Regions from separate parts of the Homo sapiens genome. Here region 1 is linked to region 2. Evidence: chromatin loops called from intact Hi-C (ENCODE). Cell type or tissue: K562. All regions are shown on one strand. Links, peaks and the distances in the headings refer to the core of each region. The heading gives the core; the rest is flanking DNA. Region 1 overlaps LOC124901354 (small integral membrane protein 30-like). Region 2 holds the start of SMIM8 (small integral membrane protein 8).

What was found. Hi-C counts contacts between places; a loop is a spot of excess contacts. Peaks named below come from ENCODE experiments on the same cell type or tissue, not always from the same donor. Only the 100,000 strongest peaks of a DNase experiment are listed, where the experiment ranks them.
Region 1: it touches region 2 in a loop (4-fold over the local background); 1 of 110 quality-filtered maps calls a loop at or near these places.

Annotation. Positions count from the first base shown.
Region 1 is chr6:87,060,110-87,073,035 of GRCh38, forward strand. It overlaps LOC124901354 (small integral membrane protein 30-like), which reads right to left. Exons shown (of 2, transcript XM_047419629.1): 2 at 8,807-8,961. The coding sequence ends at 8,807. Among named protein-coding and RNA genes, the nearest start is that of CGA, 29 kb to the right of the region's middle. In K562, for the core only: a CTCF peak has its summit at 6,513 (motif pointing right); a DNase peak (open chromatin) is centred at 6,532.
Region 2 is chr6:87,314,914-87,327,839 of GRCh38, forward strand. It overlaps GJB7 (gap junction protein beta 7), which reads right to left. Exons shown (of 3, transcript NM_198568.3): 2 at 7,953-8,130. SMIM8 (small integral membrane protein 8) reads left to right here and starts at 7,675. Exons shown (of 4, transcript NM_001042493.3): 1 at 7,675-7,719. RefSeq lists a silencer at 7,497-7,786. In K562, for the core only: a CTCF peak has its summit at 7,615; DNase peaks (open chromatin) are centred at 5,908 and 7,648; H3K4me3 peaks cover 1,118 bases.

The sequences.
Region 1 (12,926 bases), core at 1,613-9,612, 260 kb before region 2:
ACAGCCCCGGTTGCTGCCCTTGCCTCTCCCTCCACACCTCCCTGCAAGCAGAGGGAGCCGGCTCCGGCCTCGGCCAGCCCCAAGAGGGGCTCCCACAGTGCAGCGGCAGGCTGGAGGGCTGCTCAAGCACAGCCAGAGTGGGCGCTGAGGCCAAGGAGGCACCGAGAGCCAGCGAGGGCTGCGAGGGCTGCCAGCAGGCTGTCACCTCTCAATAGCGCAAGAGGCTACGTTTTCCATTCCAACCAAAAGTTGCTTTCAGTGAAGAAAGAAGGCAATGGTGTTCTAAGAAACATCACTGATCAAGAATATCTATGATATCCTTTCTGAAAACAATGACTTAGAGAAAAAGCAGGGCAGAGGAGGAGTAACTCATAATTCTTTCTTATTTCAATTCTTCCTTAACTCATCACTAAATAAAAGGTAGGAGTGTTGGTAGAACATGCATGTGTTAAAAACTGGAAAAAGGCCGGGCGCAGTGGCTCACATCTGTAATCCCAGCACTTTGGGAGGCCGAGGTGGGCAGATCACCTGAGGTCAGGAGTTCAGGACCAGCCTGGCCAACATGACGAAACCCCGTCTCTACTAAAACTATAAAAATTAGCCAGGCATGGTGGCACGCACTTGTAGTCCCAGCTACTTGGGAGGCTGAGGCAGGAGAATTGCTTGAACCCAGGAGGCAGAGAATGCAGTGAGCCGAGATCTGACCTGTGCACTCCAGCCTGGGTGTCAGAGCGAGACTCTGTCTCGAAAAAAAAATAAATATCTGGAGAAAAAAACCAGTTGAGGCAGTTGAGGTAGTTGCATGAAGCGTCTCCACTCCGTTGAAGAGAACCAAAGACATATACATACATGTACGAGCTACAAAATACAAATTGGGTAATTTCAGTGATTCAAAATAGGAGATAAGTGTTCTTATATTTAAAAACAATATGAAGATGAATGGTAAAATTCATGAAAAGAATTAAATTTTTAATTTTTCTGTACTTAGAATAACATTAAGTAGCAAATAAAAACCACTGGAGAGAGAGACTACTTAAGAAAGGAAAAGGCTTTATATTTTTTCCCTGCTGTTTGGAAAGGGGGCCCTGCATTTTTATTTTGTACTGAGTCCTGCAGATTATGTAGCTGGCCTTGTGATGGCATAAGTTAGCTAGTGTGACATGGAAGTTCAGAATTAGAGGAAGCTGCTATGTATTGTATCTGTGGAAGGTGAGAAGGAGGAGGGAGAGACTGGAGGCAGGAAAGACCATCTGGCAATGTGGTTGCATGGGGAGAAGAGGGGCTTTGTATATCATTGAGAAAATATCAATTTTCAGGATCAAATTATGGAGAAAAACTAATGAGATTCTAGAAGAGTTAAATTCCTGCCAAAAGCCACTCCTGATGCTACAGCTTCATGCTAGAACATTAGACCACACCCAAGGATAAAGGGGGTTGTGGAAGAAAAACAACCCAACCGATTTGCATTATAGAAAGATTACTTCATGTGGAGAACAGATTAAAGCATGAGAACTATTGGGATCCTGGTAAACAGGCTTTCCAGTAAACCCCAAAACAAAGCAAAACTTCTAATTTGTAGCATTTGCTGATTTCAGGTGTGAATACCAACGCCAATGGCCAATTTCAAGCTACTAATAGTAATGACCAGCTGGCAAAATTCCTGAGTATTTAACAACGGCTCTCCTCAATCTGTAGGAGCCAGCTCCTGCTTCCCACTGCAATAAATGATTACATAGTTGATCATATCCTTGTATGAAAAATAGGGAGGCCCAGCACGGTGGCTCACACCTGTAATCCCAGCACTTTGGGAGGCTAAGGTCGGCGGATCACTTGAGCCCAGGAGTTTGAGATCAGCCTGGGCAACATGATTCAACCTCATTTCTCAAAAAGGTTAGTGGGTAGCTGGGACTGAGGCAAGAGGATCACTTGAGCTGAGGAGTTCAAGGTTGCAGTGAGCCATTGATTGTGCCACTGCACTCCAGCCTGGGGCAACAGAGTAAGACTGTCTCAAAAAAAAAAGGAAGATATATTTTATAATTTATACATATTTCCATCAAAATAAATATTTCTTAGATAGTTAATTCTCTCAAATCTGAACACTTTTGTTATTTATGCTGATTTATTCCTCCATGTTTTCAAGAGGAAACACACAGTGGAGAAAAATATTTTAAGAGCTAATGACTGAGAAGTTTATTTTGGGTTTTCTGCAGGCTTTTTTTTTTTTTTTTTTTTTTTGAGACAGGGTCTTGCTCTGTTGCCCAGGCTGGAGTGCAGTGGTGCAATCCTGGCTCACTGCAGCCTCAACCTCCCAGGCTCAAGCCATCCTCCCACTGCAGCTTTCCTGCATAGCAGAACTATAGGCATGCATCACCATACTGGCTAATTTTTTTAAATTTTTTATAGAGACAGGATCTCACTATGTTACCCAGGCTGGTCTCAAAGTCCTGGATTCAAGTGATCCTCCCATCTCGGCCTCTCAAAGTGGTAGGATTACAGGTATGAGCCACTACACCTGACGTGAGAAATTTTCAGAACTGATGGAATGCAACAACCTTTAGACTTAAGAAACCAACAAATCCCAAGAATTTAAAAAAAAAAAACCCTACACCAGACATACCATACTGAAACTACAAAGCTTAAAAGCAGCCTAAGGAAAGCAGCAAGATGGAAAGCTGACCTCAACTTTGCAACAATGGAAGACAAAACCCAGTGAAATGATATCTTTAAATGTGTGGAGGGAAATGACTACTGACCTCTAATTCTATATCCCATTGAAAGGAAGGACAGAAGGAAAGAAGGAAGGAAGGAAGGGAGGGAGGGAGGGAGGGATGGAGGGGAGTATATTAGTCCGTTTTCGTACTACTGTAAAGAACTGCCTGAGACTGGGTAATTTATAAAGGAAAGAGGTTTAATTGACTCACAGTTTCGCATGGCTGGGGAGGCCTCAGGAAACTTACAAGCATGATGGAAGGCAAAGGGGAAGCAAGGCATCATCTTCACAAGGTGGCAGGAAGGAGAATGAACGCGAGAAGAACAACCAAACACTTATAAAACCATCAGATCTCATGACTCACTTACTATCATGATAACAGCACGGGGGAAACTGTCCCATGATTCAATTACCTCGACCTGATCTCTCCCTTGGCATGTGGGGATTATGAGGATTACAATTCAAGATGAGACTTTGGGTGGGAACACAGCCAAACCATATCATAGAGTGAAAAGGGAGATGGAGGGCAGAAGGAGGAAAAGACTTTCAGAAATAAGAGCAAAATAAGACATTTTAGACAAACAAAAACAGAGAAACAACTACTGACAGATCCTTATTTTTAAAAATTCAAAAGAGTATACTGTATTCTGAAGGAAACCTACCTCAGATGGAAGACCTAAGATGCAAAATAAATAAGCCTTCAGCCCACCGAGATTTTTCAAGGCCATCCCCAATGCAGCTGCTATTTTCAGCTTGCACCCACTTAAAAGCCCACCAACAAATTAAATGGAGAAAAGATAGAGACCACCATCCCTGCATTATTTATTTAACAGTGGCACCAATTCCTGGAGCTTGATAAGGTTTTTGTCTTACTATCTTGGCCACTGGTTGGGATGGGACAGGGAAGCAGTTTTAGACCCACCTTAGATCCAAAGGTGTGGCAGTGGGAGGCTGTCAATCAGCCGTGCTTCTCAAAGCTAATTCCCCTGAAGAACATCTGAGTGCAGCACCTCCATGGCCACCACAGAGAAGAAAGGGCATGTGTGTTCTGAGAGGTATGTACAGGAATATTTATAGTGCAATGTTTGTAATAACCCCAAACTGGAAACAAACTCAGATGTCCATCAACAGGATGGTAAATAAATGCATAGTGGCATCAGCATACAATGGAGTGCTATCGGGCAATGAATGAACTATAGTATGGTGCATACATGTGGATGAATCTAAAACAAACAATGTTGGGGCCAGAAAAAGTAAGTACAGGAGAATACTGTATAGTCCCATTGATTAAGTTCAAATATAGGCAAAATTAAATTATACATCCTTAATGATATGTACACAGGTGGTGAAACCATAAAGAAAAGCAAACCATTAACACAAATATAAGAATAATCGTTACTTCTGGGAAGAAGAAAAGGGAATCACAGAAGGCTTCTAAGAAACTGATAACATTCAGCAGAAATATCTTTAACAAGTGGTTTCATACAAGGTGTTCATTTAATATTGTTCTTTGGACCATACATAGTGTCTTATAGACCTTTTCTGTATATGATGTCTTTTACAATAAAATGTTTAATATGACTGTTTAATTAGACACATAAAAAGCATTTGATTTTTTTAAAATACCTTTAGCAAGCTAGATATAGAAGAAATCTTCATTCAAATGATGGCTACTAAATAGAAACCTACAGCAAGCATCACACCTAAGAGCAGAACATGAAAAGCATCCCTACTAGGGTCAGGAGAAGAGAAAGGATGCACTGTTGTTACTAGTCTTCATCCTAAATGGTAGTCATATATTTCTAATGGATTTGAATACATTTAACTCACTAATGAGTAGTTGGTACTTACTCCATTTATCATACTGACATAAGGAAGACTGACAGTCTCATCACAATGTAACTTTGTCATAGTCCCGGAAACAATTATACATATGCAGTCCTGACTTGCGTTAATAATGAATTAATTAATCCCAGCACTTTGGAAGGCCAAGGCAGGCCAACATGGTGAAACCTCATCTCTACCAAAAATACAAAAATTAGCCGGGCAGGGTGGCAAGCACCTGTAATTTCAACTACTTGGGAGGCTGAGGCAGGAGAATCACTTTAATCCGGGAGACCAAGGTTGCAGTGAGCCGAGATCACACCACTGCACTCCAGCCTTGGCAACAGAGCAAGACTCCATCTCAAAAATAACAATAATAATGAATTAATTAATTATTCCAACAATACTAATTGTTTCCAGCTAAACTTGTGTGGAATTGTAATTCTATTTCTCTCATTCTTTTGATCATGGGTCATCTTTCAGAGAGTCACGCCTCCAGAAGATGGAACAATGAGGCAATCTGGTCTAATGAAAAGTCTGTAGACCTTGAAGTCAATCAGGTGTATGTTCAAATTTAGCTCCATCACTTCCAAGCTGGGTGTGACCTTGATTGTATCAATTAATCTCTCCAGTCTTCTATTTGACATCTTACAAAATGAGGATAATAATGCATACTCTGCAGAAATGTGAGTCCTTGAAATACTACATGTCAAGGACCTAGCTCAAAGCCTGGGTATAAAAGATGATCAAAAATGGTCATAGTTGTCCAGGCGTGGTGGCTCACGCCTGTTATCCCACGACTTTGGGAGGCCAAGGTGGGCAGATCACCTGAGGTCAGGAGTTTAAGACCAGTCTGGCCAACATGGCGAAACTAAAAAATACAAAAATTAGCCGGGCGTGGTGGCAGGCGCCTGTAATCCCAGCTACTCGGGAGGCTGAGGCAGGGAGAATTGCTTGAACCTGGGAGGCAGAGGTTGCAGTGAACCAAGATCACACCACTGTACTCCAGCCTGACTCCATCTCAAAAAAAAAAAAATGGTCATAGTTGTGATTATTTTATTAACTTCACAGTAGCCAGCTAAACTCCTGAAACCAACCCCCAAAATGTTGATTAACAGTTGACAGAGAACGCTGGTGTGCTGCCATGGCACTTATTAGCCCTGTCTTATTCAAATGTTTATCAATCGCTTGAAACATAGCCTAAATGATTATTAAATTTCTAGATGATATAACGATAGACCAAATGACTAAAACACTGTGGTCCCCAACAACACTAGGACCAAAACCAACAGGATGAAATTTGATGTGAGTAAAAGGAAGGACCTGTGTTGGATTTCCCTGACATTGCACTTGGCACAGGACAAGCAATGATAGCATCTAAAGGACCCTCTTGTTTGTGAGTTTGGTGTGAGCTAACAGTGTGTGAGCGTCTATAACACATGCGAATTTAGTTTGCCTGACAAGGTTAGCAGTACCCTGAATTTAAAAACAGAGAAGAATTATGTGGCCAGCCCCAGTTACAATAAGCAGACAAGGCAGCTCTCTCTCCTCAGTAGAGCAGCATCACACATCTCAGAGACCCCTATGGAGTGGTGGTGGGAACATGCGGACTTGAATTAGATTGCTATCAATCCACTTTTAAACTACTAACATGTCTGTTTCTAACAGCCTCAGGGAATAGGCATTACAAACCATCACAAAAACTCATTTTTTTAAAAAAACACATGGCAGCAACCATAATAATAAAACTGCACAAAAGAACCAAAGCAAGAAAAAGCAAGAAGGAAGAAAAGGTCAGCATTACAGTGATGTTGATTGGATTGCAATGACCTGTTCATATTCTTGCTTTTGAAACACCAGGTTCTCTAGGTCATTTAAAAGGAAACTAATTAATTGCTTCTGATATTTTCTTTCATCTCCAAATCATGTCTCTTTTTTTTTTTTTTTTTAAGGTTTTTGGCTACACATTGCCACTGGGTGGAGCTCAAAGTCCACAAAAGCACCTTGGAACCAGCAAGTAAATAAAAAGCAGCCAGCCACGGACTCATTTTCAGACACATAACATTTACAATATTTTTTTTCTCTTGTATTGATACGTGAAGAAGCACAAACACTGAATGAAAGGAAGTGGCCATCTTTTAGAAAGAAAGAAAGCATCTCTGCAACTGAAAAAAAAAAAAAACAGCCAGCTCGGAAAGAGATTGCGGAAGTGGTTTTCAGAGATCAATAATATGCAATTATTGACTTAAGCTGAGAGTGAGATTGGAGGCTTACAATCATAACGAATTGAAGTTCTTGCATAGAGAATTTGTTTTGCTGTATTTTTTTATCACCTTTTTTTAATTGCACAGAGGCACTTGCAGCTTGGCAGCTTTATTTTGCATAGGTACACTGTGTGAATGTGTGTATATTATGAGTATAGGTTAAATGCATTCCTGTAAGAAGGCCCAGAGGCTGCCTGTGGGGCCCAGACAGTCCATCTGCTCCAGCAACCATCCCCTTGGGAAAATAAAACGTGAAATGCCACTAAGACAACCGATTATTATGCTGTTTTAGATTAGGCAACTTGTGCTTTCCCCCTTTGTCAAACCCCTGAAAGGAAGAGTTGCAAACCAGAAGAGAAAATAATAATGAGCTTTTCATTACCTCCAGAGCATGAGCTGAAAGTTTCTTTGACAAAGAGAGGAGGGAAATCGGATGTGTCTCAACTGGCTCCAGTTATATTAGCATTTTTCTTTTGTAGCTACACTAGCATTTTTCCAATTTCCAGTTTTCTTTTCTTGGGCTAATAGTACATGTTTAACAAAATTTAATTGAGTTATAACGAAATAGCTAACACTAAAGCAGTACTTATTATATGTGAATGCTGAGTATTTCACATCTTCACCCCTTTTAATACAACAGCCCTTTGAGGGAGAGGGAGGAATTATTATCATCTCCATTTTGCAGGCATGGAAAAAAAGCCTCAGCAAAGTTAAGTAACTTGTGCAATGATACTCAGCTAGGAAATGGCAATACCTACCTCAGCTGCCTTTCTGCACCGAAACTCATTCTCTTCCTTTCCCATCAGCATATTTCACTGAAGTCTCAGGATGTCCTAGTTAAAAACAAACTCAGTCAGAGAGAAGATATGCCGGTTATGACCTACCTTACTCCCGACCCATTACCCCCTAGGTCCCACCCAGCAGCATTGTGATCTGAGGAAAAAGGAAGGCAATGCTCTAGCTTCCCAAGGGGAGGTTTCACCCAAAATAGGCTTAGCATCCCCTCTCCTCCCAGCAGAGAAGCTCAGCAAAAAGTCTGGATTCTACTATCGCTCTCCAGTTCCATCCCTTGGCAGTCACTGAAGAGCACCTCTGGCAGTCACTTAAGAGCACCCCAAATCTTACCACCTGTGAGAGCTTGGGCAGGTGACTTAAACTCCCTTGTGTTTTTAAACCTGTGAAATACAAATAAGAATACCTTCCTCACAGGTTTCTATGGGAATTAAATAAGTTAAAGTATAGAATGCTTTTGATAGTGCCTGGCACTCTCTACAAGCTAACACGTTGACCATTCCCATTATCACTGATGCAATATCGTCGGCTTTGCACCCCACCCTTTTTTTCTTTTACAACATAATGGGTTTATATTTAATATAGTATTTCTCATCAGGAGGATGTTACTCAGTTGATATAAAGTGCTTTTTTAACGTTAAATCTTTTCCATGTCAATGTCTATAGTGTTTTTTTACATTAAATCTTTCCTGCATTTCAGTATTAGATACACTGAATACATTTTTCTAAATGTTTTTTCCCCAGAGATAAAAGTTTCCCTTTTTGGCTATTTGATATCTAAATACAATATTAACTTGGAAGATAACAAAACAAAAATCAAATCAAAATATGGAGAAAAGACTCCTCAATGATTCAAGAAGTAGTGATTATAACTGAATACTGGTGATTTTCTAGGATTCTGGGCAAGAACTTCCTTCTTCCTATTTCACGTGCTTTGAGAATTCTAAAACTATGAAATATTACTTATGTAAATTTCAGCCATCTTACTTCCTTGACCTTCTTTCTAACCAGCAAATACAAATTATAGGCTGCATTTTTCTGTGCATTATTTGTTGTAAAGAAAACTCTTTTTTTTTTGTTCCCATTTCATGGAAACAATGAAAAATGTAAAACTCCCCTATTTACTGATTCCTGGAAACTTTCACCAAAGCTCAGGTTTAGCCTCAATAGCACAAAGCCTTTCAGGGTGAGGCTTGATTCAGTAGGCCCTTCAAAGTCACATCTGTCCATTTCTCTTTCGTGCATATACCCCCAAGCAAGCAAGAATGTCTGTAACGCTGAGAACCACACCTAACAAGAGAGTGATTGCATCACCGGCTTCTACTGCTTCACCCAGGCAGCACCAAAATAGTGACATGAGGACTAAGGCAACTGTGCTGAAATTCAGATCATGATGTTGGAATCTTGAGGGCTGAAGGTTCCAAAGAAATGGTATATATAGAATTCTATCTGACTTGAAATTTTTCCTTCCTGGAGCTCCAGGTGCTGAGACTAAGAGGTTCCATGTGACACTGCCTTCCAGGAGGCAGCCATTACAGAAACCCACTTTGCACCCCCTTTTGTAATCACAACCTTCTTATCTCCCCCCTTCTCCACACATGACCACTGTCTGCCATGAAAGTATCCTCACCTCCATGTCCTTTCCGTCCAACGAACCTTGCTCCTGGCAACAGACTACTGCTACTTAAGCGCCACTAGGATTATGATACTCTCCATGCTTAAAAAAAATAATGAGGCTGGAGTGGTGCCTCATGCCTGTAATACCAGCACTTTGGGAGGCCGAGGTGGGTGGATCACCAGAGGTCAGGAGGTCGAGACCAGCACAGCCAAAATGGCAAAACCCTGTCTCTACTAAAAACACAAAAAAAAATTAGCCGGGCATGGTGGCGGGCTCCTGTAATCCCAGCTACTCGGGAGGCTGAGGCAAGGAAAACCGCTTGAACCAGGGAGGCAGAGGTTGCAATGAGTGGGGATCACACCACTGTACTCCAGCCTGGGCGACAGAGCGAGACTCTGTCTTAAATAAATAAATAAATAAATAAACAAATAAATAAATAAATCGTGGCTAGATGCTGAAAATATCTAAAAGCTGAAAGTTCTAGATCATTAGTCCAATATCCAGTGCTTTCCACAGTCTGCTCCCAACCTATCTTTTTTTTGTGTGTGTAAATTATTTTATTTCTTCCATGATGATTTAGAGGGACTATCTTCAAACCAGTACAAATATTTCATAAATAATACCTAGCCAATTTCTAACCAATTGAGTAATTTGTTGCCACCTCACATCTTTTAGCAAGAAATATATTCAATTTGAATAGTAAAGACATTACACAATGAATAAGGACAGAATGAAAATTTGCTTTAAATATTTCTTTGGGAAAGGAGACATCACACTTCTACTCAATGAAGAGAAACATTTTTACAGTCCAGAGGTCTTTTATTTTTCTTAACCCCTATTATGCCATGAATCCAAAGGGGACAGCTTCCAGCAGCTCAGGCTCCTTCCCATTGGTTCTCACAAAGTGTGCTTCTCTGGGTGGAGCAAGCTGGCACTTCAGTTGAACCCAGGTGCCTTTCTCTTTGGCTTCCTTCTTTTTCTGATCATTTTCCTCCACGCGTTTCAGGAAGCTATTTCAGTTCTTAGAGTGCTTAATGTGCTCAATATGCACATTAATTCTCTTGGCAAGAATCTTGCCCTTAACTTGTGTGTTTACAGCAATGCTAACAGCATGCTGGGGAACACTGTAGACTCTTCCAGCTTTGGGAACACTTGTGGGGCATTTCTCCCAACCTATCTTTCCAGGCTTTTCACTGACTTCTCCCAGGTCTTGCTTTATTCCAATCTTCCTGCATATCCATTCCATGCCCTTGTACATACCATTCCACTTGTCTGTATGCTCACCTCCATCTGTCAAAAGTTGACTTATCACTTCACACCTAGGTCAAATTCTCCTTTCCCTCAGCCTGAAGTCACTATTTTGAGTAGGAATCTCCACAGCTTTCTTTTTTGACCACTCATTTATTTATCTGTACATATTCACTCATTTTGTTATTCTACCCTTGTTTTTATGTCCTTTTCCTCAGGTAGATCATAAGCAGATTGAAGGCAGGGATTGTTGAAAGGTGTATATTAATTTCTGTTGCTAAAGGTCCTGGACTGGCATAAAGGCTCTGAAAGGATTATTCACCAGAGCAAAGCTGGAGAGAACTCCTCCCCCAGCCTAGCAGATCTTTGTAACTGTAGTCCTGAGGGTGTGGAAGCTTAAGCAGTTTCTAAGAAGATAAGTGTGAGATACTCAGTCCTTCTGGACTTCCTGAGGTCGTAAAGTATCGTTGGAGTTGCCAAAAGGTGAAAGTAGAAGCCAGACTGGCACCAAGCACCACCAGGTCAATTTTTCCTTCAGGCTCTGGTCAACAAAACATCCCAACAACCTCTTTTTTTGTTTATTTTTGTTTTTCAAGACAGGGTCTCACTTTGTCACCCAGGCTTGAGTGCAGTGGTGTGAACATGGGTCATTGCAGCCTCAACCTCCTGGGCTCAAGCAATCCTCCCACCTCAGCCCTGACAGTAGCTGGAACTATAGGTGTACACCACCAGCCCAGCTAATTTTTGTATTTTTTGTAGAAATAGGGTTTCTCCCTGTTGCCCAGGCTGGTCTCGAACTCCTAGGCTCAAGCAATCCAGGTACCTCAACCTCCCAAAGTGCTGGGATTACAGGTGCGAGCCACCATGCCCTCCTCACTCCAGCCACTTCTAAGGATATAACGGAGACTGCTATTACCAAGAAATATTAACAATGATCAAGAAAGGACATACAGCACATTTGTAAAATAGTTTTAACATTTCTGAATAAATAGCTATTCTCTAATTAAGCATCAAAGAACTCTGGCCAAAAAGTCTGTGAAATAAATTGTATACTTGCTCCCATCCATGCCTCTCCCCACAAGTTTGACTTTGATCTTCCAAACACAGATCATTTTGAAGAAAACATAGCAAGGGAGCCCCTGTCTTGGGATGTTTTTTGATACTTCTTAATGCCTGCCCTGGTCAAGTCTGGGCAGGCTATACTGCAATCTCAGTGGCTCAATAGAACAGAGGTTAATTTTTCACTCACACTACGTGTCCATTGCAGGTGGGGAGCCCTGCTGCATGTAGTCCCTTGGGGACCCAGGTTCATGGAGGCGCTATTAGCTGAACATCCTCAGTGCCTATGGGAGGCAAAGAGAACTCATACCAGCCCAGAAGTGACAAGTCACTTTCACTCACAGCTCATTGGCCAAAAGTGGTCACACAGTTCTACCTATCTGTAAGAAGGGAAATGTACATGAACCTCTTGGTGAGAGCATTCCTGAATTTATCCAAAACGTCTTAGACACACTGCCCTGCGTTTCTCCTCTAATGGATACTGGCATCTATTGCTTCTATAAAAGGTGTAGGAAACTCAATAATGTACTTACATTTAAGTCAACACATGGAGAGAATAGATAGTCCAAGCAAATGACTTCAGTATGTTTAATTCCTGGATCAGGAAATTAAATTCTTTCAGAGCCACATTAACATCTATCACTCTGATTTAAAACTGTCATCTAGGCTTTCTTTGATACTTCTGATTAATGGAATGATTATGGCATAAGACTAAGTAGAACACCTTCTCTTTATTTTGAGTAAAGAATACACAGACAATAAACACTTGAATTTGTTTGGCAAAGAGAAAGATTAAAGACAACATTTTCATTGTGCTGTAGCTTCATGGAGTTGTTTTTTGTGCTGGTGATGATTTTTATTGCCTTTGTCCTATAGAAAAGATTGTACACTGATAAGAACCCCATAACCAGCTTCCCTCACATAAAAATGTGAAGTGACATAACAAATAAATCTATCAGGAAATTCCTCTAATTTAAGTAAAGGCAAAACTCCAGGGACTAAAGACAATAATCATCGTTGCTTCTTTTTGCTGATGCTTAGTTCAAGATGTTTATTCAAGAGAGTTAAAGGGAAAAGAAATGCAAAATACAGGATTTTCAGGCAGTGCTTCAAAATTAAGACCTTAGGGAAAGCAGTTTCAAAAGCAAAAATAGATGCCACCAGTCCCCATTCTTATTTGAGATCTTATGCCAAATTAAATAGGGCTTTGATAATCATCTGGCACAGCAGTTCTCAATCAGTGATGCACATTAGAAACAACTGTGGAGTTTTAAAGTATACATAAACTTGGGCTCAAGCACTGGGATTCTAATTCACTGGGTCTAAGGTTCAGCACAACATCTGTCATGTTTAAAGTCTTGGATAAGTATATGATTTTTTTTTAATTAGGAAGCACATATCTAAAGGTAAG
Region 2 (12,926 bases), core at 2,930-10,929:
GAAATAAATCATATGATGTCAGGAAATAATAAACTTTTTTTAGGTAACTCAGGAATCTCTCTTGTGCACTCAGAGACGATAGCTCTCTCATGTGTACTCAGAGCAAAGATAGGCCCAGCTATCTTTCCACTCTGGCCCCCTCATTTAATTAGCCACCATTGGAAGAAAGCATCTCTTTTCCACAAAAATGTGGCAAAAGCACCACTCAGTGGAAAAGAGTTGTTTTCTGGATGCTGCTTTTCAGGAGCATATTCCCCGCCGACCCCTTGTGTGAAGTGGGCGTCTGCTGATTTCATCTTCCTAGCATCTGTTTCCCAACCCAACTGGTGGGGAACTGCACCTCCACAATTATGATAATGTGACCTTAACCCTGGCCTGTCCAGCAATGATATCTTTCCTCCTGTCCAAAGCAATTTGTCCTGAAAAAGGGCACAAACCCAAACAAGGCCAAAAGAGTTGTTCCATGAGATTTGATATATGGGTGATAGGGAAGGCTTCCTTTCCACTTGGATGTATTTTAACAGGATAGAAACCTGGAGCTGCCAGCAGGGATGTGCCCAATATATGAAATGAGTGTATTTAAGAAACAGAATAGAGGCCAGGTACGGTGGCTCACACCTGTAATCCCAGAACGTTGGGTGGCCAAGGCGGGTGGATCACCTGAGGTCAGGAGTTCAAGACCAGCCTGGCCAACATGGCAAAACCCCATCTCTACTAAACATACCAAAAAAAATTAGCAGGGCATAGTGGGGTGTGCCTGTAGTTACTATTGCTTGGGAGGCTGAGGCATGAGAATCACTTGAACCTGGGAGGTGGAGGTTGCAGTGAGCCAAGATCACACCACTGCACTCTAGCCTGGGCAGCAGAGTAAGACTCTATCTCAAAAAAAAAAAAAAAAAAAAAGAAAGAAAGAAAGAAACAGAATGGAGACATGAGACAAGACATTCCTGTTGACATGTTTGGATGTCCCATATCTCACTGCTGAAATCTGTTCCCTCCATAGACTTCCCATTACATATGGTAACATAACTCCTTTTGAACTTGAGTTAGTTTCAGTCAAGTTTCTGTCATTTGCAACTGAAATAACAGGTGTGTGCTGAGTCTTCAAGACCCTATATTCAACAAATTCTCTCTTCAGCTTCTTCCTGATCACCATCCCTTTAGGGGATCAGATTTGTTTTCAGTTGGCCAAGGAACAAGAAAACTTGCTGTTCTCAATTTCTTCTGTATACATGAGCTGATGCGCAGATATCTTCCCTCCCACTTAAGCAAGAAGGAAATGATCGCCTTTCCTATCAACTCCTATGCTAGTCACTAGATATTTTGAATGGGTGGGGGTAGAAGTTGCTGGATCCATGTGCCCAATCTCTGCAAGAGCTCAGGATTGTCCTGCTCTAGTCCCCTCCTCATAAAATTATTTCTGTTTCTTAGCCTTTTCTTTTTCTTGCATAGCTCCAGTTCTTCTCCAAAAGTCAGCTCCCAGAGAATACAATTCCTACACACCAAGCAGGGCTGAGCTATGGGAGTGATGCCTCCCCTGATTATCCTTGTGAAGGATAAGTAGGAGTGAGGCAAAGGGCAGGTGTAGGAAAGAGTGTTCCATCAGGAAGTGTGAAGCCAAACAGTGACATGATTAGATGTATATTTTAGAAAGGAGGACAACAGCTTGTAGGGGAGCTTGGCTGGTGGCAAAGCCACTGGGGCATTAATCTTCTTAATCATCTTGACTCCTTTGGCTTTCAAAACACTCCACTTTTGATCTTCCTCACTCTGTTTTGACCATTTCTTCTCAAACCCTTTTGTGGTCTCCTGCTGTACTCATTCCCTAAACGTGGATGCATCTGAGCCTTCCTGGACTGGCCCCATCTGTTTCTCCAGTGTCATTTCTCTCATGTTCCATTTTATTATCCATTCTTTAGCAATAAGAAACACACCGCACCACACTATATGGCTTCATGCTTTGAGGTTTGTGTTCATTCTGTCTCCTCTGACCTGAAACATCCTTTCTAACTTCTTTGCCTTGCTTATCACTTTGATTGTGATTCTGGGCTCAGTCATCAGCCACATACCATCCTCTGTGTTATATCCAGGCCAAACAACATATAATTCTCTGTGCTTCCATAGAATCTTGTGCAAATCACTTTATATTGAAAGTATCTGGCTGGGCGTGGTGGCTCATGCCTGTAATCTCAGCACTTTGGGAGGCTGAGGTGGATGGATCAGTTTAGATCAGGAGTTCAAGACCAGCCTGGCCAACAGGGTGAGACCCTGTCTCTACTAAAAATACAAAAAAAAAAAAAATTAGCCGGGCATGATGGCACACGCCTATAACTCCAGATACTCAGGAGGCTGAGGTACAAGAATTGCTTGAGCCTGGGAGGCAGAGATTGCAGTGAGTTAAGATTGCGGCACTGTACTCTAGCCTGGGCGACAAAGCAAGACCCTGTCTCAAACAAACAAACAAACAACAAGAAATTATCTGTTTTAATTTGTCTCCCTCACTAATCTTTAATCTTTTCCTTTTTTTTTTTTTGAGACGGAGTTTCGCTCTTGTTGCCCAAGCTGGAGTGCAATGGCGTGATCTCAGCTCACTGCAACCTCCGCCTCCCGGGTTCAAGCAATTCTCCTGCCTCAGCCTCCCAAGTAGCTGGGATTACGGGCACGCGCCACCATGCCCAGTTAATTTTTTGTATTTTTAGTAGAAATGGGGTTTCATCATTTTAGCCAGGCTGGTCTTGAACTCCTGACCTCAGGTGATCTGCCCGCCTCAGCCTCCCAAAGTGCTGGGATTACAGGCGTGAGCCATGGTGGCCAGCCTCCCTCACTAATCTTTAAGAGTTTTAAGGGCAAAGATTATGTCTTAATCATCTTTGAATTCCTGGTGCCCAGGAAAGCATGTGGCACACTGAATGCACCAAAAATTTTCCTGCTAACCTGAGCCTAACTACACTGATAATAAACTTATGCTTTTTTCAAAAGAAGAACAGTTAGAATTAAAATGTTTTCATCTCATATCACTTTTAAGGTACTTTAAGACTTTAAATAATATAGAATAAATTATTATTATTTCTAATATTTCAAAATGTGAGAGAAGTAAATACAAAATGACCTGACATGAAAAGTATTAAAAACAGTTCTGCTAAAATTATATGGAAGAAAAAGAGTAATGAATTGTGATCCTCTAATAATATCAGTTCCCCATTCTATTTTTTTTTTTTTTTACTAATTTATATATCACACCATTTGATAGATTTCATTTTCTTCCCAGGTCAGACATTCCTGTGATGCCAGACAGCTATACAGTTTTCAAAAATAGCAAGATGTTTGTCCTTCTTACAAGCACCACTAGAAAACAGACTGCTCCTTAAGCTATCAGGCAAATACTCTTTGATCCCAGGGAATTTACAATGGAGGGCATATTATCAGTTTCTATTGGCACCATAATTCTGCACAACAACGAACTGAACCTCAATGTGGCAAACAAAAATACACATATTTAAGTTCATGAATCTGCAGAGTTCAGCTGATCTGGGCAGGCTTGACTGACCTCACTCAAGGCTTGCACACCTGTCTGGTCAATCTACAGTGGCTTCAGTTGGAATGACTAGGATGACTTGGCTTTGCTCTGTATGTTTTTCATCTCCAGCAGGCTAGCTGGAGTATGTTTACCAGTTCAGGTGTTTTTCCAGCTTATTTTGTGTGACATTTGCTAATATCATATTAGCAAAAATAAATCACAAGGGTGACCCCCCAGAGTCAGAGTGGGAGAGCATGGATAAAGGTGGGGACACAGGGAGGGGTGAAGAATTAGGAAGATTTTTTCAAATTACCAAAACGTGTAATTTTTTCATTTGTCAGCTAATAATTCATTCAAGGGAGTCAGATATCCTTGGCTCACATTGATCATATCAACTACTTTGGCTTGGCTTTCTGGTAGGAAAAGAAATAAGTGCCAGCATTTATGTTATTATTTTTTAAAAAAAGACCTGGCTTTGACAAAATACCAGTAATGTATGATTTTTATTAAATATTGTCAACCAACTATTCTTGCCTGAATTTTAAAAAGCGCTAGTGGCATCAGTGGTCCCTTGAGAAGGCTCCCAGACCACCAGTGTTGTTCCCAGAGCACACTTTGGGAACCCCAGATTAAAATAGATATCATTGGTCCCTTTGAATGTGTTTTCATACAGATTAATCTTTGCTTTATGCAATCCCATCAAATACAAAATCTCCTGGAAATATTATTAAATATTGATGGCCCTGCTCAAAATGAAGATTACAAAAGCCGAATCAGATTGGCATCACTCTTCAAAGTAATTTCTTAAAAGCAGCATAAAATGGAATGAATTATAAACAAAAATGACTAAACACGTCCTATCATTCACATTGTATTCATATCCATGAAATGGGCAAGGCCTTCAGGCTTTTCTCTGTTATCTTTACCTACAGCTTGTGCTCTTTTCTTACACATGCTTATGTTTCTTGTATTCTTTCATCTGATCACTTTCTATTGATCATGACAGTAAAAGTACTTTGTTTCCATAGTGATATTTGACATGTTACAGATCACTGAGAACCCTAAGGGATAAGAAAAAAGTTTGGGTCTGCTTAGGATGCAACATAATAATATTTTATAGCCTTCCAATTGTTTTTAGCTACTGCAGTAACAGCTTTTTAATTGAAATTTAACTTATTTTGTCAGAAGATTGCCTTGTAATACCAGTTGTCAATGAACTTTTAAAAATTAAACCTCAAGCCAGGTATATACCTAAAAGAAAGGAAATCAACACATCAAAAAGATATCTGCTCTCCCATGTTTACTGCAGCACTATTCACAATAACCCAATTTAGATGCAATCTAAGTGTCCATCGACAGATAAATGGATAAAGAAAATGTGGTACATATACACAACAGAGTACTATTCAGCCATAAAAAACAATTTGCAACCACATAGATGGAACCGGAGGACATTATTTTCAGTGAAATAAGCCAGGCACAGGAAGACAAACTTTGCATGTTCTCACTTATTTGTGGGAGATACAAATTAAAACAAAAGAACTCATGAAAATAGAGTAGAATGATGGTTACCAGAGGCTGGGAAGGGTAGTGGGGATGGGGGGAGTGGGAAATGGGGATTTTTAGCGGGTACAAAAGTATAGTCAGATAAAATGAATAAGATCTAGTATTTGATAGCACAACACGGTGACTACAGTCAGCAATAGTTGATTGTACATTTAAAAATAACTAAGGGTATAATTGGAATGTTTGTAACATAAATGATAAATCCTCGATGTGGTGGATACCCCATTTACCCTGATGTGATTATTATTCATTGTATGCTTGTACCAAAATATCTCATGTACCCCATAAATACATACACATAAATATTAAAAATTTTTAAAAATTAAACCTCAAATCAAATGTGAAGTTAATTTGGCTTGGGAGAAAAAGTTTTAAATTCGAAACATATTTACCAAAGCTTTACATAAACCCATGCCAAAATATTGGTACCTTCTATTCCAACTATTCTGTTCATTTTAATATAACTTGTGTAAACCAGAAAGTCTATGAGATAGGTCTCAATCAATTTAGAGGTTTATTTCACCAATGTTAAGGACCATGGCCTGTGACACAGCCTCAGGCAGTCCTGAGAACATGTGCCCAAGGTGGTCGGGCTACAGCTTGATTTTATACATTTTAGAGAAATGGAAGTTACAGGCAAAGACATGTATCAATACATGTAAGGTATACATTGGTTTGGCCCATCTCAAAGCAGCGTGGGGGTGGGCTTCCAGGTCAAAGATGAATTCAAAGATTTTTCACATTTTCAATTAGTTGAAAGAGTTAAGCTCTGCCTGAAGATGTGAAGCCAGCTGGAGTTAAGGTAAGCGGGGGTGTTGTGGCAGCCAAGGTTCTCCTTATGTAGATAAAGCCTCCGGGTAGCTGGCTTCAAAGAATAGATGTGAATGTCTCTTATCAGACCTTAAAAGATGTCAGACTCTCTGGAAAAGACCTAGTAAGGGGCCAGGCACAGTGGCTCACGCCTGTAATCCCAGCACTTTGGGAGGCCGAGGTGGGTGGATTGCCTGAGGTCAGGAGTTCGAGACCAGCCTGACCAATATGGTGAAACTCTGTCTCTATTAAAAATGCAAAAATTAGCTAGGCTTGGTGGCATACACCTGTAGTCCCAGCTACTCGGGAGGATGAGGCAGGAGAATTGCTTGAACCCAGGAGGTGGAGGTTGCAGTGAGCCGAGATCATGCCACTGCACTCCAGCCTGGGTGACAGAGTGACACTCCGACACTCCATCTCAAAAAAAAAAAAAAAAAAGATCTAGTAAGGGAAAGAGATTTTCTATAGAATGTAAGTTTTCCCCAACAAGAGACAGCTTTGCGAGGCCATTTCAAAATAGTCAAATAAATATATTTTGGGGTAACATATTTTTATTTCTTTCAGGTCCCACTATGTGTCACGTGATGTTATTCCAGAGTCAGGTTGGAATTTTCTTATTGCTACAGTATATTTTACCAGTCTTACGATCTCCGTTTTAATGTTAATGCTGGTCAGTTGTGTCTAACCTCCAACGGGAGGAAGGTATAATGAGGCATATCCAACCGCCCACCCCTTCCCATCAGGGCCTGAACTCATTTTTCAGGGTTTTTTTGAGATTACCTTGGCCAAGACAGAGGTCCATTCCTTTCAGGGGTGGGTTGGTGATGGTGGTGCTTAGAATTTTATTTTTGGTTTTTGTATTAGTCTCTTCTCACACTGCTAGAAAGAACCACCTGAGGCTGGGTAACTTATAAAGAAAAGAGGTTTCATTAGCTCACAGTTCCACAGGCTGTACAGGAGGTATGGCTCCAGAGGCCTCAGGAAACTTACAATCATGGTGGAAGAGGAAACAAGCACGTCTTACCGTGGTGCAGGAGAGAGAGAGAAAGAGAGAGAGTGTGAAGGGGGAAGTGCTACACTCTTATAAACAAACATCTTCTGAGAACTCCATCATGGGAATGGCAAGGGGGAAGTCGGCCCCATGATTCAGTGACCTCTCACCAGGCCCCTCCTTCAACACAAGGGGGCTATTATTCCATATGAGATTTGGGTGGGGACACAGAGCCAAACCACATCAGTTTTCACGTGTATCCCAACAAACTTAAACATCAGCAAAGTATGTGCAAACCAGCATCCCTATATCTATTCTTGTCTCAACTGCACCTGCATACATCCTGCATCTTGGACTCTCAAGGCCCTAACGTAATGGCAGAGTATTAACTCTACACTTAAATGACTGTTCCCCTAAAGTAGGGGTAGGAAGAAATCAGATCTAGCTTTCTTTCCCAAATCAGAATGCTTTCCACTTTCATGAAATAAACATACTTCTAGGAGATGTCTCCTTTTATTTATACAAACATACACACCGAACTGGAACGTAATTTGAAGTTGGGAGGTGGAAAACTAAAGGTCAAAAAGGGAAGAAAGCAAAAACGTCCCTTGCACACTTCAGCCCGCAGACCCCAAGGAGGGGCGCGAGGTCCTCAGAACCGGAAAGGCTAGCACTGGATGGGTCCCCGCAGCCCCGCGCCGCTGCGCCGCAGCCTCCGGAAGACAGGGGACGCTGTGGCGCCGGGCGGGGCGCCCTCCGCCGCTCTCTCTAGCAGGCGGGGCGGCGAAGCGGGGCGGGGCGTCTCGGGCGAGGAGAGGAGGTGACCCCGCGAAAGGTAAGCGGCGGCTTCGGTGGTGTTGAGTGGCTGGGCGCCGGCCTGGAGGGGCCAGGGCGGCCGCACCATCACGCTCCCGTCTCTGCCCTTCCCAGCTGCCCTGCCGGTCTCCCTCCCAGGGAGGGAGCGTCCTCTCGGATAGCCCAAATCTTTGCCTCTCCGTGGACTCCCTGTACCCGCACCCCAAGTCGGTGAAGCTCTCTGGCCCCACAGAGCCCATTTCCCGTACTCACCTTGCGGGCTCCAGTTTGTTCGGTGCTTCATCCATGGACACCCCCACCCCGAGAACTCTCTCGTTTCCTGCAGTTTCTTAGTGTCTTGGCTCACCAGACTCATAGGGGAACATGGTGGTGTTTTGAGGAGACGCCGCTTTTCTTTTGTCATAGTGCGGACACTCGTGCTTTTTCAGCCCTGCAACACAATGTGTAGAACTTAACGGAATGAAGTTTTCTTTTGGAGGCTTCCAATGCGTCTGTCTTTGAGTAAGCCTTCGGCACCGAACAGTAGTCCATGACATTGGGGGAAGCCAGATGAGACTCAGATTGTCAGTACTCAGGCTGTCGCCAGCAAAGCCTTTCCCCTTTTTTCAGAGACAGTACTACATCCAAGAGGTGGAAAGATACTTTTGTTTTGTTTTGTTTATTTATTTATTTGTTATTATTATAAGTTTTAGGGTACATGTGCACAATGTGCAGGTTAGTTACATATGTATACATGTGCCATGCTGGTGCGATGCACCCACCAACTGGACATCTAACATTAGGTATATCTCCCAATGCTATCCCTCCCCCCTCCCCCCACCCCACAACAGACCTCAGAGTGTGATGTTCCCCTTCCTGTGTCCATGTGTTCCCATTGTTCAATTCCCACCTATGAGTGAGAATATGTGATGTTTGCTTTTTTGTTCTTGCGATAGTTTACTGAGAATGATGATTTCCAATTTCATCCATGTCCCTACAAAGGACATGAACTCATCATTTTTTATGGCTGCATAGTATTACATGGTGTATATGTGCCACATTTTCTTAATCCAGTCTATCATTGTTGGACATTTGGGTTGGTTCCAGGTCTTTGCTATTGTGAATAATGCCGCAATAAACATACGTGTGCTTGTGTCTTTACAGCAGCATGATTTATAGTCCTTTGGGTATATACCCAGTAATGGGATGGCTGGGTCAAATGGTATTTCTAGTTCTAGATCCCTGAGGAATCGCCACACTGACTTCCACAATGGTTGTACTGGTTTACAGGCCACCAACAGTGTAAAAGTGTTCCTGTTTCTCCACAGCCTCTCCAGCACCTGTTGTTTCCTGACTTTTTAATGATTGCCATTCTAACTGCTGTGAGATGGTATCTCATTGTGGTTTTGATTTGCATTTCTCTGATGGCCAGTGATGGTGAGCATTTTTTCATGTGTGTTTTGGCTGCATAAATGTCTTCTTTTGAGAAGTGTCTGTTCATGTCCTTCGCCCACTTTTTGATGGGGTTCTTTGTTTTTGTCTTGTAAATTTGCTTGAGTTGATTGTAGATTCTGGATATTAGCCCTTTGTCAGATGAATAGGTTGTGAAAATTTTCTCCCATTTTGTAGGTTGCCTGTTCACTCTGATGGTAGTTTCTTTTGCTGTGCAGAAGCTCTTTAATTAGATCCTATTTGTCAATTTTGGCTTTGGTTGCTATTGCTTTTGGTGTTTTAGACATGAAGTCCTTGCCCATGCCTATGTCCTGAATGGTAATGCTTAGGTTTTCTTCTAGGGTTTTTATGGTTTTAGGTCTAACGTTTAAGTCTTTAATCCATCTTGAATTGATTTTTGTATAAGGTGTAAGGAAGGGATCCAGTTTCAGCTTTCTACATATGGCTAGCCAGTTTTCCCAGCACCATTTATTAAATAGGGAATCCTTTCCCCATTGCTTGTTTTTCTCAGGTTTGTCAAAGATCAGATAGTTGTAGATATGTGGCGTTATTTCTGAGGGCTCTGTTCTATTCCATTGATCTATATCTCTGTTTTGGTACCAGTACCATGCTGTTTTGGTTACTGTAGCCTTGTAGTATACTTTGAAGTCAGGTAGTGTGATACCTCCAGCTTTGTTCTTTTGGCTTAGGATTGACTTGGCGATGTGGGCTCTTTTTTGGTTCCATATGAACTTTAAAGTAGCTTTTTCCAATTCTATGAAGAAAGACATTGGTAGCTTGATGGGGATGGCATTGAATCTGTAAATTACCTTGGGCAGTATGGCCATTTTCACAATGTTGATTCTTCCTACGCATGAGCATGGAATGTTCATCCATTTGTTTGTATCCTCTTTTATTTCCTTGAGCAGTGGTTTGTAGTTCTCCTTGAAGAGGTCCTTCACATCCCTTGTAAGTTGGATTCCTAGGTATTTTATTCTCTTTGAAGCAATTGTGAATGGGAGTTCACTCATGATTTGGCTCTCTGTTTGTTGCTGGTGTATAAGAATGCTTGTGATTTTTGTACATTGATTTTGTATCCTGAGACTTTGCTGAAGTTGCTTATCAGCTTAAGGAGATGTTGGGCTGAGACAATGGGGTTTTCTAGGTATACAGTCATGTCATCTGCAAACACGGACAATTTGACTTCCTCTTTTCCTAATTGAATACCCTTTATTTCCTTCTCCTGCCTAATTGCCCTGGCCAGAACTTCCAACACTATGTTGAATAGGAGTGGTGAGAGAGGGCATCCCTGTCTTGTGCCAGTTTTCAAAGGGAATGCTTCCAGTTTTTGCCCATTCAGTATGATATTGGCTGTGGGTTTGTCATAGATAGCTCTTATTATTTTGAGATACGTCCCATCAATACCTAATTTATTGAGAGTTTTTAGCATGAAGGGTTATTGAATTTTGTCAAAGGCCTGTCTGCATCTATTGAGATAATCATGTGGTTTTTGTCTTTGGTTCTGTTTATATGCTGGATTACATTTATTGATTTGCATATATTGAACCAGCCTTGCATCCCAGGGATGAAGCCCACTTGATCATGGTGGATAAGCTTTTTGATGTGCTGCTGGATTCCGTTTGCCAGTATTTTATTGAGGATTTTTGCATCAATGTTCATCAAGGATATTGGTCTAAAATTCTCTTTTTTGGTTGTGTCTCTGCCCGGCTTTCATATCAGGATGATGCTGGCCTCATAAAATGAGTTAGGGAGGATTCCCTCTTTTTCTATTGATTGGAATAGTTTCAGAAGGAATGGTACCAGTTCCTCCTTGTACCTCTGTTAGAATTCGGCTGTGAAGCCATCTGCTCCTGGACTCTTTTTGGTTGGTAAGCTATTGATTATTGCCACAATTTCAGCTCCTGTTATTGGTCTATTAAGAGATTCAACTTCTTCCTAGTTTAGTCTTGGGAGAGTGTATGTGTCGAGGAACTTATCCATTTCTTCTAGATTTTCTAGTTTATTTGCATAGAGCTGTTTGTAGTATTCTCTGATGGTAGTTTGTATTTCTGTGGGATCGGTGGTGATATCCCTTTTATCATTTTTTATTGCGTCTATTTGATTCTTCTCTCTTTTTATCTTTATTAGTCTTGCTAGCGGTCTATCAATTTTGTTGATCCGTTCAAAAAACCAGCTCCTGGATTCATTAATTTTTTGAAGGGTTTTTAATGTCTCTATTTCCTTTAGTTGTGCTCTGATTTTGGTTATTTCTTGCCTTCTGCTAGCTTTTGAATGTGTTTGCTCTTGCTTTTCTAGTTCTCTTAATTGTGATGTTAGGGTGTCAATTTTGGATCTTTCCTGCTTTATCTTGTGGGCATTTAGGGCTATAAATTTCCCTCTACATGCTGCTTTGAATGCATCCCAGAGATTCTGGTATTTTGTGTCTTTGTTCTCGTTGGTTTCAAAGAACATCTTTATTTCTGCCTTCAGTTCGTTATGTACCCAGTAGTCATTCAGGAGCAGGTTGTTCAGTTTCCATGTAGTTGAGTGGTTTTGAGTGAGATTCTTAATCCTGAGTTCTAGTTTGATTGCACTGTGGTCTGAGAGATAGTTTGTTATAATTTCTGTTCTTTTACATTTGCTGAGGAGAGCTTTACTTCCAAGTATGTGGTCAATTTTGGAATAGGTGTGGTGTGGTGCTGAAAAAAATGTATATTCTGTTGATTTGGGGTGGAGAGTTCTGTAGATGTCTATTAGGTCTGCTTGGTGCAGAGCTGAGTTCAATTCCTGGGTATCCTTGTTGACTTTCTGTCTCGTTGATCTGTCTAATGTTGACAGTGGGGTGTTAAAGTCTCCCATTATTAATTTGTGGGAGTTTAAGTCTCTTTGTAGGTCACTCAGGACTTGCTTTATGAATCTGGGTGCTCCTGTATTGGGTGCATATATATTTAGGATAGTTAGCTCTTCTTGTTGAATTGATCCCTTTACCATTATGTAATGGCCTTCTTTGTGTCTTTTGATCTTTGTTGGTTAAAAGTCTGTTTTATCAGAGACTAGGATTGCAACCCCTGCTTTTTTTTGTTTTCCATTTGCTTGGTAGATGTTCCTCCATCCTTTTATTTTGAGCCTATGTGTGTCTCTGCACGTGAGATGGGTTTCCTGAATACAGCACACTGATGGGTCTTGACTCTTTATCCAATTTGCCAGTCTGTGTCTTTTAATTGGAGCATTTAGTCCATTTACATTTAAAGGTAATATTGTTATGTGTGAATTTGATCCTGTCATTATGTTAGCTCGTTATTTTGCTCGTTAGTTGATACAGTTTCTTCCTAGTCTCAATGGTCTTTACATTTTGGCAATGGATGGTACAGGTTGTTCCTTTCCATGTTTAGTGCTTCCTTCAGGAGCTCTTTTAGGGCAGGCCTGCTGGTCACAAAATCTCTCAGCATTTGCTTGTCTGTAAAGTATTTTATTTCTCCTTCACTTATGAAGCTTAGTTTGGCTGGATATGAAATTCTGGGTTGAAAATTCTTTTCTTTAAGAATGTTGAATATTGGCCCCCACTCTCTTCTGGCTTGTAGAGTTTCTGCCAAGAGATCCGCTGTTAGTCTGATGGGCTTCCCTTTGTGGGTAACCCGACCTTTCTCTCTGGCTGCCCTTAACATTTTTTCCTTCATTTCAACTTTGGTGAATCTGACAATTATGTGTCTTGGAGTTGCTCTTCTCGAGGAGTATCTTTGTGGCGTTCTCTGTATTTCCTGAATCTGAATGTTGGCCTGCCTTGCTAGATTGGGGAAGTTCTCCTGGATAATATCC